Regions from separate parts of the Homo sapiens genome. Here region 2 is linked to region 1. Evidence: chromatin loops called from intact Hi-C (ENCODE). Cell type or tissue: CD4-positive, alpha-beta T cell. All regions are shown on one strand. Links, peaks and the distances in the headings refer to the core of each region. The heading gives the core; the rest is flanking DNA. Region 1 has its middle 8.4 kb from the start of BBS12. Region 2 has its middle 9.9 kb from the start of ANXA5.

What was found. A loop is a pair of places that touch in the nucleus more often than their neighbours do. Peaks named below come from ENCODE experiments on the same cell type or tissue, not always from the same donor. Only the 100,000 strongest peaks of a DNase experiment are listed, where the experiment ranks them.
Region 2: it touches region 1 in a loop (2.7-fold over the local background); 2 of 110 quality-filtered maps call a loop at or near these places.

What each region holds. Positions count from the first base shown.
Region 1 is chr4:122,719,924-122,728,673 of GRCh38, forward strand. It overlaps a transcript of BBS12 not described here. Among named protein-coding and RNA genes, the nearest start is that of BBS12, 8.4 kb to the right of the region's middle. In CD4-positive, alpha-beta T cell, for the core only: no CTCF peak of the experiment used is centred there; no DNase peak of the experiment used is centred there.
Region 2 is chr4:121,702,504-121,711,253 of GRCh38, forward strand. No RefSeq gene overlaps it. Among named protein-coding and RNA genes, the nearest start is that of ANXA5, 9.9 kb to the left of the region's middle. In CD4-positive, alpha-beta T cell, for the core only: no CTCF peak of the experiment used is centred there; a DNase peak (open chromatin) is centred at 4,348.

The sequences.
Region 1 (8,750 bases), core at 238-8,237:
CCCCATTCCGCCAAAGAATCAAAATGATCCTCTTATATCTTATCCACCTGCTGGAAGAAAACTTAATCTTCTTTGGAGGAAAGTAACAGTATTTATAGGCTCTACAATTTTTCACTCATATCTGGCTAAAAAACAAGACCAAATAACTAAAAGCTACACTTTTAAAAGTACAATAATAATAGACCTAAAGATAATGAAAACATTGAAGTAATCAGACAGGGAGCTGAAAATAAAGATCATTAATGTGTTCAATAAAACAGAGGATGCCTGAAATCCCAGCACTTTGGGAGGCTGAGGCGGGCAGATCACTTGAGGCCAGGAGTTCGAGACCAGCCTGGCCAACATGGCAAAACCCCATCTCTACTAAAAATACAAAAATTAGCCAGGCATGCTGGTGCACATCAGTAATCCCAGCTGCTCAGGATGCTGAGGCCCAAGAATGGCTTGAACCCAGGAGGCGGAGGTTGCAGTGAGCCAAGATCACACCACTGCACTCCAGCCTGGGCAACAGAGCGAGACTCTATCTCAAAAGAAAAGAAAACAAACAAAAAAAACAGAGGAAAATATTGATAATTTCAACAAAGACCTGGAATCTATTAGATGCAGCAGAACAGAGAACTTCCAGTAAACTGGAAAGCAAGCCAGTAAACTTACTTAGTTTGAAGCACAGAAAGGCAAAACGATGGAAAATACAGAAAAGAGTATGAGAGATACATGAAAAACAGTGATAAAGTCTAACACAATTGGAATCTTAGAAATAGAGAGGATATGATGATTCGGAAACAACATTTGAAGAAATACTGGCTCTAAAAATGTTCCAAAGTTGCTAAAAGACATGAAACCACAGAATCAAGACACTCTATGAATCTCATGTAAAATAAAATTATGAAGAAAACCACACTTGGGTACATCATAGTTAAGTTGCTAATAAGACAAATAGACAAGTCTTAAAATCACTCAGAATAAAAAAAAAAAAGCCACATGTTATTTTCAAAGAAGCAACAATAAAGTTATTAGGTTGGTGCAAAAGTAATTTTTGCCATTACTTTTGCACCAACCTAATATTAGCTTACTTTTCAACAGACATTATGGAAATTGGAATATACTGAAATGGAATTAAAATGCTAAAAGAAAAAAGAACTTCTTACCTTGCCACTTAGAAGTCTATACACAGCAAAAATATTATTCAAAAAAGGAGGCAAAAAGTAAGGCCTTTTCAGACAAAAGCTCAGAGAATTTATCACCAGCAGATCTTCACCACAATACCAAAGAGTTATTTAGGCTGATGAAAATTATCCCAGATGGAACAACAAGCCAGCATAAAAGAATGAAGAGCACCAGTTTATAAAAGACAAAAAATAATAATTATACCTTGTAGGGATTTGAATATATTTAGAAGTAAAATACATGACAATAGCACAGTAGATGAGGGAGATAAACAGAGCTAATCTGTTGTAAAATTATTCCATCTTTAGGGAATTGTTACAAGTAGGAATTAAATGTTAACCGTAATAACTCTAAGATGCATGTAATATTCTATTGTTTAAATAGCCACCACAAAACTTACTGGTCTAAAACAATCACAGCATTTATTTTATTCATGAATCTACAATTTAGGCAGGGTTTAGTGGGAGCAGATTGTCTATTATGCCCTACTCAGCATTAGCTAGGATGACTCAAAGGCTTGCTAACTTGTCTGTTTGGTAGTTGATGCTAGCTCTTGGCTGGAATCTCCATGGCACTATGTCCAGAACACCAAAATGTGGTCTTTCTATATAGCTCCCTGACTTGGGATGGTGGCTAGGTTCCAAGGCTGGGTGCCAGGCTAGAGAGCCAGGCAGAAACTATATCTCCTTTTCTAACCTATCCTCAGAAGTCATATAGTGTCACCTTTACCACATTTTATTGGTTAAAAGCAAGTCACTGAAGACATCCATATTCAAGGGGAGGGAAATTAAGCCTCTACCTGTTGATGAGAGGAATGTCAAATAACTTGTGGACATGCTTTAAAAACAGAGTTTCAACAAATTTCAAAGAGTTGTTTTTAGATCAAATTCTCTGACAACAATGCAATTCAGTTACAAATCATTATAAAAATGATATTTTCCTACATTTTCTCCTGGAAGCTTTATATTTTTACCTTTCATATCTAAATCCACAATCCTCTAGAATTGATTTTTATGTATGGTGTGAGACTGGGGGTCAAATTTTCTTTTATACCTTATGGATATACTATTGACTTGGAACCATTATTATGAAAATGTCCCTCTTCTCTGGAGAGCCACCTTTGTCTTAAATCAAGTCATGTAAGTATGGGCGTGTTTCAGGACTTTCTATTCTATTCCACCGGTCCACTAGTCTATCCTAGTCCATACCACACTATTTTGATAACTGTGGATCTATATTTAGTCTTGTTATTCAGGCAAGCTAGTCCTCTTACCTGTGCTTTGGTTGTGCATTGTCCCCTTGGATTTCCATGTAAAATTTAGAATCAACTTGTCAAGTTCTACACAAAAACACAAGCTAGGATTTTGATTGCACAATATCTGTAGATCAATAAGCAGACAACTAATGTCTTTATAACATTGAGACTTCCAACCCATGAACATAATAGCTCTCCATTTATTTATGTCTTCTTTAGTTTCTCTCAATACTTCTTAATAGATTTTTAATGTAGAAGACCTGTGTATCTTCATTAGATTTAGTCCTAAAATTTTTATATTTTTAACAATGTTATGGTCTCTTTATTATTTGTACCTGATACCTAAAAATACAATTGTGTCGATGTTTGTATTTGCATCACAACCTTACTTTCAGCAATCTATATAAATTCTTTTGGATTTTCTATTGTATGTATCATCATGTCACCTGCAAATAAGATTTTATATCTTCCTTTCCAGTCTTTATGTATATTTTTCCTTTTCTTACTTTATTGTACTGGCTAGCACTTCAGTACAATGTTGAATAAAGGACATTCTGTTCTTATTCCTCATCTTAGAAAGTTTTCCATGTTTTACAGTTTAACTGATGTTTATAGGTTTTCAAAATACCCTTACGCTGTTCACAGAAATTCTCTCTTGTTTTTTGTTTGCCCTGAGTTTTAATCATAAATGGACGTCAAATTTTATCAAGTGTGGGTTTTCTCTCCTATTAAAATTATTACATGATTCTTTAATTCTGAAAATATGATATATTCCATTAATCAAATTTCAAATGCTGAACAATTTGGTTGTCCTGGAACAAACCAAATTAGGTTTGAACTATCCTGGTAGGTTCTATCCTTGTAGAAATAATGAACTATCCTTGTAGGTTCCGGTAACAAGTTGTTGCCTACCTCACAAACCAAGTTTGGAAGCGTTATCTCTTTTTCTATTCTCTGAAAGAATTAAAAATGCTTTTCCTTAAATGGTAATAGACACCAATGAAATTATTTGGGCCTAGAGTTTTCTTTGTGGAAAAGTGTTTATTTTCAGATTCAATTTCTTAAATAATTACAGAAGCATTTAGCTTTCGCTCCATTTCCTTATATCCCCAGTTTTCTGCTTATTCTCAGACTTGACTGTGATCCATCCAATATGAATTTTTATCCATTCTGGAATGAAAGCAAGAACTGAAATTGGGTGTTGTGGCCTCTTTGATGTGTTTGTTATCAGTCTGTCTTTGGAGTTGCAAAAGTTCTGTCAGCACAAACCATAAATTTTCCCCACTTCTGATACTACCTGAAACCTGGCAGGTGGTTAATTTCATTGCCAACAATCTGCTTATTGCAACTAAAATATAAATCAGAACTCCAGGACATCTATACTAAACAACAGCTTAGAGGAAGAAAGTATTTGAGTGGCAGGTTCAGGGTGGCAGGAACTGCAAAATGGGATGTTTAAAAAAGTTCTTAATAGCCCTCTCATTGGTGAACTAAAGTCCCCATGATATCTAAGCTACAGAAAGAGGCAGCAAACTCACTGAGTTTCAGATGCGTGTGTGACAAGCAAATAGTTATAAAAGAGCATCACCCTAATAGATGATATTGCTATTTTAAATATGCCATCATGTAATAAGTCTATTTAATCTCATCTTTATTTAATATTTGATAGAACTCTTAGTTGGTTCCTTGTATATCTAGCCATTCAATAGGGGAGAAGTTAACACAAGTCTCAAGATGGAGGACTATAGCAGTAATCTATTGCTGCATAACTGTCCCATAACTCAGTAGCTTAAAATAATTGTTATTGCACAGTTTCTATAAATCAGAAATCCAGGGGTGGCTTCACTTGTTCCTCTGCTTCAGGGTCTCTCACTTGTTGTAATCAAAGTGTCAACTAGAGTTGTACTATCTCAAAGGTCAACTGGAAAAAGATCACTTTCAAAGCTCGTTCACATGGTTGTTGGCAGAATTTGGTTCCTCAGGAATGGTTGGAATAAAAGCCTCTTAAATTGTCCATATATTGATGAATTTGATCTTGCTCTGAAAAGAGGAGGAGAAACATAGAGAACTAGATATGCTTGAATTTGTTTTGGAATTAAAGCAAGTAAATTCTGTGATCTTTGACTAAAATTCTCCAACCCTTCTTATCTGACATATAAGATACAGTCTCAGACTCTTACCTTATCTGCCTTTACCTGACTGTGAAACCATAAAATAGTTATAATTTTCCCTTTTTTAAATAATAAAATTTATAAATTTCAACAGTATTTTGAGTAGGGAAGCATTTTGAGATGTAAGCACTCTATCAAATTCCAACTTATCTACCATAAAAGGGTCAGTTTCTACAAGGCAATCACAAAGTCCTGAATATGTTCCAGAATAGCTCAAGAGTTCTGTCCTGGTCTTTGATTTTTGTGTTCTAGTAATATTCCCAGGGCCATTCTTAGGATTTGAGGCATTTTAATTGGGTATACAAGAAGTTATCCCTAAAACACAGAGGGATAGATTTAAATAAATAGATCCAAAACTTACAAAACTTTCCCTTACTCCAGTATGGGCTTAAATCCAGATCATCTCAACTAAAAGGTAAAGATGATTATGTTTCAAAAGGAAAATTCAATGCCATGATTTTTTTTTAAATATCCTTTCTTTTTTTACTCTTAGAATTAGGCTACAGTCTGGTAAGAGTCATATGGCCATTATGAGACTAAATACTGTTAAAAGACAAAGCATTGCCATTTTACTGTTACATAGCACAAATATCTGTAGAAATCATCTCATGAAGTAAACTTAAAATGTAGAGGCTTGGGTAGAATCAATATTGTGAAAATGATCATACTGCCAAAAGCAATCTACATATTCAATGTAATTGCCATCAAAATACCACCATAATTCTTCACACAACTAGAAAAAACAATCCTAAGATTCATATGGAACCACAAAAGAGCCCGCATAGCCAAAGCAAGACTAAGCAAAAAGAACAAATCTGGAGGCATCACATTACTGGATTTCAAACTATACTATAAGCCCATAGTCACCACAACAGCATGGTACTGGTATAAAAATAGGCACATAGACCAATGGAACATAATAGAGAACGCAGAAATAAACCCAAATACTTACAGCCAACTGATCTTCGACAAAGCAAACAAAAACATAAAGTGGGGAAAGGACACCCTAATCAACAAATGGTGCTGGGATAATTGGCAAGCCACATGTAAGAGAATGAAACTAGATCCTCATCTCTCACCTTATATAAAAATCAACTCAAGGCCATGTGCAGTGGCTCTTGCCTGTAATCCTAGCACTTTGGGAGGCTGAGGTGGGAGGATCATGAGGTCAAGAGATTGAGACAATCCTGGCCAACATGGTGAAACCCCGTCTCTACTAAAAATACAAAAAATTAGCTGGGTGTGGTGGCACGAGCCTGTAGTCCCAGCTCCTCAGGAGGCTGAGGCAGGAGAATCGCTTAAACCCAGGAGGCAGAGGTTGCAGTGAGCTGGGATCATGTCACTGCACTCCAGCCTGGGTGACAGAGCAAGACTCTGTCTCAAAAAAAAAAAAAAAAAAAAAAAATCAAGATGGATCAAGGACACAAATCTAAAACCTGCGACTATAAAAATTCTAAAAGACGACATCGGAAATACCCTTCTAGACAATGGCTTAGGCAAAGACTTCATGACCAAGAACCCAAAAGCAAATGCAACAAAAACAAAAGGTAAATAGGTGGGACTTAATTAAACTAAAGAGCTTCTGCACAGCAAAAGGAACAGTCAGCAGAGTACACAGACAACCGACAGAGTGGGAGAAAATCTTCACAATCTACGCATCCAACAAAGGACCAATATCCAGAACCTACAAGGAATTCAAACAAATTAGCAAGAAAAAAAACGATGCCATCAAAAAGTGGGCTAAGGACATGAATAGACAATTCTCAAAAGAAGATATACAAATGGCCAATAAACATATGAAAAAATGCTCAACATCGCTAATGATCAGGGAAATGCAAATAAAAAACCACAATGCGATACCACTTTACTCCTGCAACAATGACCATAATCAAAAAATCAAAAAATAATAGATGTTGGTGTGGATGCGGTGAAGAGGGACCACTTCTACACTGCTGGTGGGAAGGTAAACTAATACAGCCACTATGGAAAAAACTGTGGAGATTCCTCAAAGAACTAAAAGTAGAAATACCATTTGATCCAGCAATCCCACTACTTTTCCCAGAGGAAAAGAAGTCATCATACAAAAAAGATACTTGCATATCCATGTTTATAGCAACAGATACTTGCACATCCATGTTTATAGCAGCACAATTCCAATTCGCCATTGCAAAAACATGGAACCAGCCCAAATGCCCATCAATCAACAAGTAGATAAGGAAATTGTCATATATATATAATATGGAATACTACTTAGCCATAAAAAGAAATGAGTTTATGGCATTTGCAGCAACCTGGATGGAACTGGAGACTATTATTCTAAGTGAAGTAACTCAGGAATAGAAAACCAAACATCATATGTTCTCACTCATAAGTGGGAGCTAAGCTATGAGGATGCAAAGGAATAAGAATGATACAATGGACTTTGGGGACTCAGGGAAAAGTGTGGGAGGGGGTGAGAAACAAAAAACTACAAATTGGGTTCAGTGATACTGCTCAGGTGATGGGTGCACCAAAATCTCACTAAAGAACTTACTCATATAACCAAATACCACCTGTTCCCCCAAAACCTATGGAAATAAAAACATTTTTTTAAAGAAAAAAATATAAAGGCTGAAACACAATGCAAATCAAAAGGCAAATAACAAATGGTACAATGCATGCAACATATATGACAGACAAAGATTAATCTCTTTTGTATATAAAATGCTCTTACAAACCAGTGATTTTTTTTATTTATTATTTTTTGGAGACGGAGTCTCGCTCTGTCACCCAGGCTGGAGTGCAGTGGTGCGATCTCTGCTCCCTGCAAGCTCCGCCTCCCAGGTTCACACCATTCTCCTGCCTCAGCCTCCTGAGTAGCTGGGACTACAGGTGCCTGCCACCATGTCCAGCAAATATTTTTTATTTTTAGTAGAGACAGGGTTTCACCATGTTAGCCAGGATGGTCTTGATCTCCTGACCTCGTAATGCGCCTGCCTCAGCTCCCAAAGTGCTGAGATTACAGGCATGAGCCACCGCCCCTGGCCAATTTTTTTTTTTTTTTTTTTTTTTGAGATGGAGTCTCACTCACTCTGTTGCCCAGGCTGGAGTGCAATGATGCGATCTCTGCTCACTGCCACCTCCGCCTCCGGGGTTCAAAAATTCTCCTGCTTCAGCTTCCCGAGTAGCTGGGATTACAGGCGCCTGCCACCACGTCCAGCTATTTTTTTGTATTTTTAGTAGAGACGGGGTTTCACCATGTTGGCCAGGCTGGTCTCGAACTCTGATCTGCCTCCCTCGGCCTCCCAAAGTGCTGCGATTATAGGTGTGAGCCACTGTGCCCAGCCACAAACCAATAAATTTTAAAATCCAATGGAAAAATAGGCAAAGGACTTTGTTAGACAATACACAAAAAGGAATAGACAAATAGAGTCTAAACATGTGAAAAAACACTCAATGCCTCTCATAAGAGAAATGAGCATGAAAAATGTATGATTTGCAACTTGCCAGACTGACAGAAATCAAAAAAGTTTGATAATACTTTGGGCATTTTCATATAGTATTTTTGGAAATGTAATTTGGCAAAAATCTTTTTAGAAGGCAATATCTATCAAAAATAAAAATATTTAAATTAAAATGCATATTGATTTTAACCCAATCACTTCATTTGTGACAATTAATTGTACAGGTATTCCCAAATTAAACATATGTATAAGGATATTAATTTAAGCAAAACGTTGGAAACTAAAATGTCTCCCATTAGAAGACTGTCAAATATAATAATTGATATAATGAATTATATGGCCATTCCATTCCATTAGAATGGAATATTATACAGATATTTTATTTGTATTGTTATGCAACTATTTCTCAAGTTATGTAACTATTTCTCAAATATATACACAATGTGTATAATATGCTATCATTTGTGAAAAAACTATTCTGTATACATATGTATATGAATATGCATTCTCTGTAATGATTCATTAAAAAGTGGCAAAAATCTTTGTCTTTAGGAAGAACTGGGGCTTGGATAGGAAGGAGACTTTTATTCAGAACTTTTGGAACTTGTTCATGTATACTTTTAACCATTTGAAGGCTAACATTTTCACATATGAAGCACATTTAATAGGCAAGTTTTTCCCTGGTCTAGAAGAAATGTTACATAATTAGAAATC
Region 2 (8,750 bases), core at 386-8,385, 1.0 Mb before region 1:
TAAAGGCCCACCTCTCAACACTGTTGCATTGAGGATTAAGTTTCTAACACATGGACTTTGGAGGGCATGTTCAAACCATAGCAGGCACTAATCTTAATCATGAAGTGGAGTTCCCATGACCTAATCATCTCCCAAAGGCCCTACCCCTAATGCCATCACCTTAGAGGTGAAGATTTCAACATATCCATTTGAGAGGGACACATTCAGACATAGCAACAGGTCCAGGTATCTTTCAGAAACTCATCCTGAGCTAACAGTGCTAACTATCCCCTTATTGAGATCCATGTGCTCACCAAGAAATTAAAAGCAGAGACTCCTCAGGAGATTTTCAGTTTTAGATGTCTTTCCATTATTTTTATGCAAAACATTTGTATTTATCCAGTAAAATGTAAATCAACTTTCCTAGTAGGACACTGGAATGTAGATCTTGGGTAAATAATTAGAATATCTCATAGGAATCTTTCATGCAGAATTTTTAGGTGTGATTGAGATTCTCAACACTATTAGTAAAAGAAGCAGTAAAGGCTGGGCACGGTGGCTCACATCTGTAATCCCAGCACTTTAGGAGGCCGAGGCAGGTGGATCACTTGAGCCCAGCAATTCGAGACCATCCTGGGCAACATGGCAAAACCCCATCCCTACAAAAAAATACAAAAATGAGGGGGGTGTAGTGGCACACACCTGAAGTCCCAGCTAGCTACTTGGGAGGCTGAGGTAGGAGGATCATTTGAACCCAGGAGGTCAAGGCTACAGTGAGCTGAGTTCACGCCACTGCATTCAAGCATGGGAGATAGAGTGAGACCCTGTCTCAAAAAAAAAAAAATAAAAGAGAAAGAGAGAAGCAGCAGCAATAAAAATACTAAGCATGCATATAAAAGGACAAGCATCCTGCATCTCTTGTTTATTGCTGAATCCCCAACACCTAGCACAGTGCACATATTAATACATTAACTCATCCATTCAAAACATTTCATGAGCACCAGGCCGGGCAGGGTGGCTCACACCTGTAATCCCAGCACTTTGGGAGGCTGAGGCAGGCAGATCATCTGAGGTCAGGAGTTCGAGACCAGCCTGGCCAACATGATAAAACCCCGTCTCTACTAAAAATACAAAGATTAGCCAGGTGTGGTGGTGCACGCCTGTAATCCCAGCTACTCGGGGGCTGAGGCAGGAGAATCACTTGAATCTAGGAGGCGGAGGTTGTAGTGAGCCGAGATTGTGCCACCACTGCACTCCAGCCTGGGAGATAGAGCAAGACTCCATCTCAAAAACAAAACAAAACAAGACAAAAAAACTCATGAGCACTAAGTAACTGCTCATGAAATGTTTTGAATGGATGAGTGAATGTATGTATGAATGCATTGAATGCATTATAGTATAGGGGTATTGGTTTTCTTAAACAAAGGTTGCTATTAACTGCAAACTACTTATATTAAGAAGGCTATGAAATGAGATATGAAAAAGAGTTAAAAGGCAATTTTATAAGGGAGAACTTTGCCAGGGGAATAAATGTATTCTAGACAGCATTCTGAATTCCAAAAAGAACTCATCCATGGTTAGGTTAAGTTTTATTTTATGATTTTAACTAGTGTATGACCTTGGACAATGATTTGATTTTTCCTTATTTGGAATGTTGGTAAAGATTAAATGTGTTGACTTGTTTAATGCGTAAAAATAACAAGAAGATGAGTTTAAATTTCTCACCCCTTTTTTTTCTTCCAGAAGCTCTCACCACTGAATCCCACCTTCATTTTCCATGCTGATGATTCAGTCCCCATCCATCCCACTCAAAATCTAAAATTAGCCAGGATCAGTGGCTTGTGCCTGTAATCCCAGAAACTCGGGAGGCTGAGGCTAGGAGGGTCACTTGAGCCCAAGAAGTCGAGGCCAGCCTGGGCAACATAGGGAGACCCTGTTCATAAAAAATAAAATAAAAATTTTAAAAATCAGGCAGGCGTGGTGGTAGATGCCTGTAGCCCTAGCTATCTCGGAGGCTGAGGCAGGAAGATCTCCTGAGCCCAAGCGTTCAAGGCTGCAGTGAGCTGTGATTGCCACTGCACTTCAGCCTAGGTGACAGAGCAAGATCCCACCTCAAAAAAAAAAAAAAAAAAAAAAAACTATGGGCTGGGCGCAGTGGCTCATGCCCACCCTCAGCACTCCTGTTTCTCAGGCCTTCAGACTTGAACAGGAATCCACACATCATCAGCTCTCAGGCTCTCAGGGCTCAGGACTCAGAATTTTACCATCAGCTCCCTGGGTCTTCAGCTCACAGATGGTAGATAGTGGGAATTCTTAGTCTCTATAATCATGAGAGCAATTCCTTATAATATACCTAATTATGTATGTATCTCCATATCCTATTGCTTCTGTTATTCTGGAGAACCCCGACTTTAGTATTCTAGAGAAAAACTTTTTTCTACTCATGCAACACTTATGACACCAAATGTATGGAGTTTATCCTCACATTTAGCAATTCTCCAACTCTCCAGACACAAACTGGATGACCTACAAGTAAACTATGACACTAACTATCCGGAGTTAATGCATACCCCACAAGACTGCTGCCCCACCTTCAGATGCCTGTCAAAAGTACCAAGTTGTCACCTGTAGTATAAATTGGGACTTCCCACAAGCTACTCTTCAGGTTTGATAATTCGCTATAATGGCTCACAAGACTCTGGAAAACATTTACTTACTTTTACTGGTTTATTATAAAGGATGTTGCCAATGATGCAGATGAAAATGTACATAGGGCAAGGCATGGGGGTGTGGCACAGGGCTTCCAGGCCCTCTCCAGGCATGGCATCCTTGCAGCAACTCCATTTGTTCAGCAACCCAGGAGCTCTTCACAGCCTGTTGTTTATGATTGTTATGGAGGCTTCATTATATAGGCATGATTGATTGAATCATGGGCAATTGGTTATTGAACTCAATCTCTAGCCCCTCTCTCCTCCTCATAGGAGGAGTGAGGGGCTCAAAGTTCCAAACCTTTAATCACATAGTTGGTTCCTATGGCAACCATCCCCCATCCTCTAAGAGCTACCGCCTTAGCATAAACTCAGGTATGGTTGGAAGGGGCTTATGAATAACAAAAGATGCTCCTCTCACCCCTACCTACCACCCAGAAAATCCCAAAGGTTTTAGGAGGTCTGTGCCAGGAGCCAGGAACAAAAACCAAATATACATTTCTTATTCTATCACAATATCACAAATATGCTGATGTATATATTAGAAGCCACAAACACAAGTATAAAAGAAAGGCCTGAACAGATGGGTACGTATGTGTGGGGTTGTGTGAGTGTCCATCCTAGAAGTCGGCCTCACAGGCATCAACGCATGTGATGGGAAGAACTTAGCCTTGAGAGTCAGGAAGTCTGCATTCTAGTCTCGGAACTGCCAAGAATTTGCACCGTGAGCTTGGATACAACACACTAACCTCTCCTGACCTGTTTTCATATTCGTAGCTGAACAGGTTCAACTATGACCCCAAGATTTTTTCAATTCTAAAGTGTCAGAGATTCTGGGATAGCCTAGCATCACCATTCATATATATATATATATTTTTTTTTTTTTTTTTTTTTTTTTTTTTTGAGACAGAGTCTCACTCTGTCACCCAGGCTGGAATGCAGTGGTGCTATCTCAGCTCACGGCAACCTCTGCCTCCTGGGTTCATGCCATCCTTGTGCCTCAGCCTCCCAAGTAGCTGGAACTACAGGCACCCGCCACCACGCCTGGCTAATTTTTTTGTATTTTTAGTAGAGACGGGGTTTCACCATGTTAGCCAGGATGGTCTTGATCTCCTGACCTCGTGACCTGCCCACCTCGGCCTCCCAAAGTGCTGGGATTGCAGGCGTGAGCCACCGCGCCCAGCCACCATTCATATATATTTTCTCTGCATTAACATTAACCACAGTGCAAGTTTTTCCCCTTCATGCAAACTTATTTGAGTGAGGTGAAATGCGGGCTCAGGGAAGAGGGAAACAGAGAGAAGGCATCTTGTCTGAGAAAGGAGATGAAGACTCCGCTTCTAAAGGATGGTGAAGGGAATTGGGTAATAGTCACTCTCTCGCACCCTGGACACTGCCATTCCCACTTTGATTCCTCCTGTCCTCCATGTTTTCTCACTATCCAACCACATCAGCAATAATTACTCCTTGACGTCATCCAAACCAGCAGCCCCTCTTTTTCCACCCAGCCTACCACTCTTTCTCCTGCTTTCAGTTTCTTCTCTATCCAACGTATGGCTTCAACACTGAATGCTTTAATTTACCATCTTGTCATTGTCCTCACCCTCCTCACTCCAGTCAGCTCTCTTCACACCCCTGCTGACTCATACCCCACCATCACCCACCCATAAGTGCCGGCTACTGAGTGCAACCACATCATACCACAGACTGGCTTTATGACAGATTTGAGGTCATGATCAAGAAAACCAGAGCCAGGCAGAAGTTAAAGTGATGAAAACAAATTTTATTCAGGACTGTTGCAATAGGGAAAGCGGGACCTCAGTGTAGAACTGGGCTCCATTCTGAATGCATCAGTGATAAGTGCGGATGTATAGTCAGGGAGCAGGGCATTGGTGGATAGAAAATTGCTATGAGGAGACATCAAGGCTGGGGGAATTCTGGCTGAACCAATCTAACAGGATTCCTGCTGAAGGCAGGCCGAGGTGATTAGAGACCAACAATGGTGAGGGAAGAGTTTTGATTAGATATCAAGGATGATTAAGTATTGAGGGTGGGGGATTCTTACTAAACTGCTTTGGCAGTGTTACTTACTAAAACTGGACTTTACAAAGAAGTGCACACGTGGGCCTAGGAGAACGTTCGAAAGCCTAACTAAAGTTTGGCCAAGCAAAGAATCTTTGTCAGTCATCAGCATTTCTTATCCAGTCTTGATTCAATATGTCCCTGCTCAGCTCTTTCCCCATGCCTCATGACATTAGTTTTAACCTTTCACTGTTATCCTTCAGATCCCAGCCCTCACCTTTTCCCCCAGCAGGTGGCCTTAACTCTGACTCAACATACTTGCCCTGGTTTTTCATCTTACACCTACAAACTCATCTTTGCCCACACTCATTCTTACCTCCTTCTTTCTTGCTCAAAGGGTGAGAGGCCCCTCTTCCTGCCTAAGGTTTAAGGTTTATCCTCCAAGGTTATGATTTTTGTTTTTCTTTTGAGACAGGCTGGAGTGCAGTGGCACCATTTTGGCTCACTGCAACCTCTACCTCCCAGGTTCAAGTGGGCCTCCCTTCTCAGTCTCCCGAGTAGCTGAGACTACAAGCGTGTACCACTACACCTGGCTGATTTTTTTGTATTTTTTGTAGAAACAGAGTTTTGCCACATTGCCCAGCCTGGTCTTGAGCTCCTGAACTAAAGCAATCCACCCACCTCGGCCTCCCAAAGTGCTCAGATTACAGGTGTGAGCCACCATGCCTAGCCCAGGATTATGATCTTGATCTCACACGTATTTAAAACTTTTCTGTCCACTAGCTTCTTCCTTTCCGCCCAAATTAGCAAACCTGTTTAAGCCAGGACCCTTTTAGCCACAAGTGAAAGAAACCCAAATCAAGCTAGCTTGGGTAAAAAGTGTGTCTAGCAAGATCCTTAACGATAAGCAGCAGAACCCATTCTAACTATTTCAGCAAAAAAATTATTAAAGGACTATAGGTAGCTCATACAATTTCTGAAAGGATCAGAAAATCTGGCTTGGTGGCCATGTAGGCTGGACAATGCCCAAATCACACTGCCAACCTCTCCAGTGAAGAGGCCACCATGACTGGCACCACTGATGGGGCATCCCCACATTAAGTTCACAGAAATTTTGAAAACCAACAACAGAAATAAAGAAAAATTGTGAAGGGAATTGTGATGACCTGCTCAGAGCTCTCTGTCTCATGTTCCTTTCTCATAGGCCAGTGACCAGCTTTCTGCTTGTGGCAAGAATACAGCCATAGTTAGCTCAGTCTTTCATTCCACTAGCTCCACAAAAGCCACCTTTCCAAAGCTCAACTTCAAAAAATCAGATTGAAGCAGCAAGGTCACAGACCCCAGTGGCAGCCCCCACCCACATGATCTAGTGGAACATCTCCTGGAAAAATTTTTCATCAGCAATCTGGATCTGCTAAAAATCTGTTAACTTGAAGTATGAAGTAAAATGAAGCATTTCCTGCCTCTGTAAATCAGGGTTTCTCAACCATGGCACTATTGACATATTGACCTGGATAATTCTTTGTTGGGGAATGGGGGTAGGGTAAGGGTAGCTTTCCTGTCCATTGCAGGATGTTTAGCAGCATCTTCAGCCTCTACTCACTATTCACCATTAGTACCCTCCCTCTCCAGTTGTGACAAACAACAGTGTCTCCCAACATTGCCCAATGTACTCTGCTAAGCAAAATCACCTGCATCTGAGAACCATGTCACCCAGCCTGCAGTGGCCTGACCATAACAAACCACACTTCCAAACCCGCATCTCCAGCTCAGACCTCTCTCCTGAGCTCTAGGCTGATATATCTACCTGCTTGCTACTCATGTCTCAACCAAGATATCCCATAGCTAACTCAAACATGCCCAAATCTAACTCATCATTTTTCCTCCAAGACTAGCTTTTTCCCCGCAGTTCCTGTCCTGGTTAAAGATATCACTGTTGATCAGTCATCCGTACCAGAATCTTGGCAGTATTCTGGATCCTTCATCTTTCTTCACCTCTCCCTCTCCCATCACCACATCTAAAGAAGTAGATTCTAACAACACCTTTCTTAGCTTGTATTAGCCTCCTCCTACCCAATTGTAAGTTTCCTGCAAGTTTTCTGCTGGGCTCTTAATTTCTCCTCTCTCTCTAATTTACTTTCCAAATTGCTTTAAGATTTACTTTTTTCTAAATGCAAATATGAACATGTCATTCCATACTTCAAATTAACAGATTTTTAGCAGATCCAGATTGCTTGTGAAAAATAGTCGAGACTCTTTAGCAAGGTATACAATGACCTTCCTGAACTTTTCCATGTCCCTCTCTCCAAACTTACTTTACCTCTGCTTTCTTGCTGAGAAACTACATAAAAATCCCTGGTTTTGGCCGGTCACAGTGGCTCATGCCTGTAATCCCAGCACTTTGGGAGGCTGAGGTGAGTGGATTACGAGGTCAGGAGTTCGAGACCAGCCTGGCCAACATGGTGAAACCCCATCTCTATTAAAGATACAAAAAATTAGCTGGCCGTGGGGGCGCGTGCCTATAATCCCACCTACTTGACAGACTGGGTCAGGAGAATCACTTGAACCCAGGAGGCAGAGGTTGCAGTGAGCCGAGATCACGCCATTACACTCCAGCCTGGGCAACAGGGCAAGACTCTGTCTTAAAAAAAAAAAAAAATTCCTGGTGTTGCATTTGCTATCTCCCCTGCCTGCTCCAACACCCTCTCCCCAACTCCTACATTCTCTTAGTTCACCTGGTGAACTCCTACTCCTGCTTCAAAACCTACTGCAACCATCTTCTCTTAATTTTTTTCTTTCTCATAAGGCTCCTCCTTGACCAAGTGTCCCAATATCTTAACGGCAAGCTGAAAAACCAGGACCACAGCCACCTGCTAGTTTGCTCTTGAATTCCTGTCCTACAGAAATTGTGAGATTAAAAAAAAAAAAAAAAAAGTTTACTGTTTTAAACCACCAAATTTGAGATGATTTGTTACAGAACAATAGATGACTAATCCAAAGTTTGCTTACAGGGGTCAACATGACTGATATTCTAGACCCAAGTTTCAAGTTTAGGGTGCTCAGTGTTCCTAACTCAAGCTTCACTTGGGTTTTGAATAAAACCCATGACCTATTTTTATTTCTGTTTCATTTTGAAACACAGTAAAAATAATTACAGTAAGGAATGTTTTGAGTGAATTATCTAATCAATATTCGCAAAGTAATATGCAAAGGAAGAGTTCTGAAGAAAATATTTTTACTTATTATTTAAAGTCTCAGGATAGGGATTGAAAGAGCATTAAAACATAGTCTCCTTTGACCTTCAGATTTTTATCTTGAGTCTATAGGATGTAAACAGAGAATCTAACTCCAATTTTTTAGATAATCTGCTAGGAATGTATTTTTGATTTCAGGAAGAAAACTCTCCACTATGTAAAAATCTTCTAAACTTTTCTATACAGTTTACTCATTTTAAAAATTTGTTTGTAGAAACAACTGAAACGTTCATCGAAGAAGAATAAATACATTGTGGTTTATTTATATAATGGAATGATGTCCAGCAGCAAAAAAAGAACACAACAGCATGGAATAATCTCAAAAACGTGTTCAGCAAAAGAAGCAGGACAGAAGAAAAACCATTCTGTCTGATTCCATCTACACGAATTTCAAGAACAGGAAAACTAAGCTATGATAATAGAAATCAGAATTAGCTGTTTTGGGGGGATGGAAGGCTTTGGGGAGTTTTGAGGGTGAGGTTGACTAAAAGGGGGAGCAACAAAACTTCCTGAGATAATGGAAAGGTTCTATATCTTGATATGGATGATGGTTACATGAGTGTATGTATTTGTCAAATTTCATCAATTACAGTTTGTTATAATTTATGTTTATTAATTAAATTAAACATTAATTCATGCTTATTAATTAAATTAAACTTATTGATTAAATTATGTTTATTATTTATTGTTTATAAACAATAAATTTATGTACGTATAATATAAATAAATTTATGTATGTATAATATAAATAAATTTATGTATGTATAATATAAATAAATTTATGTAT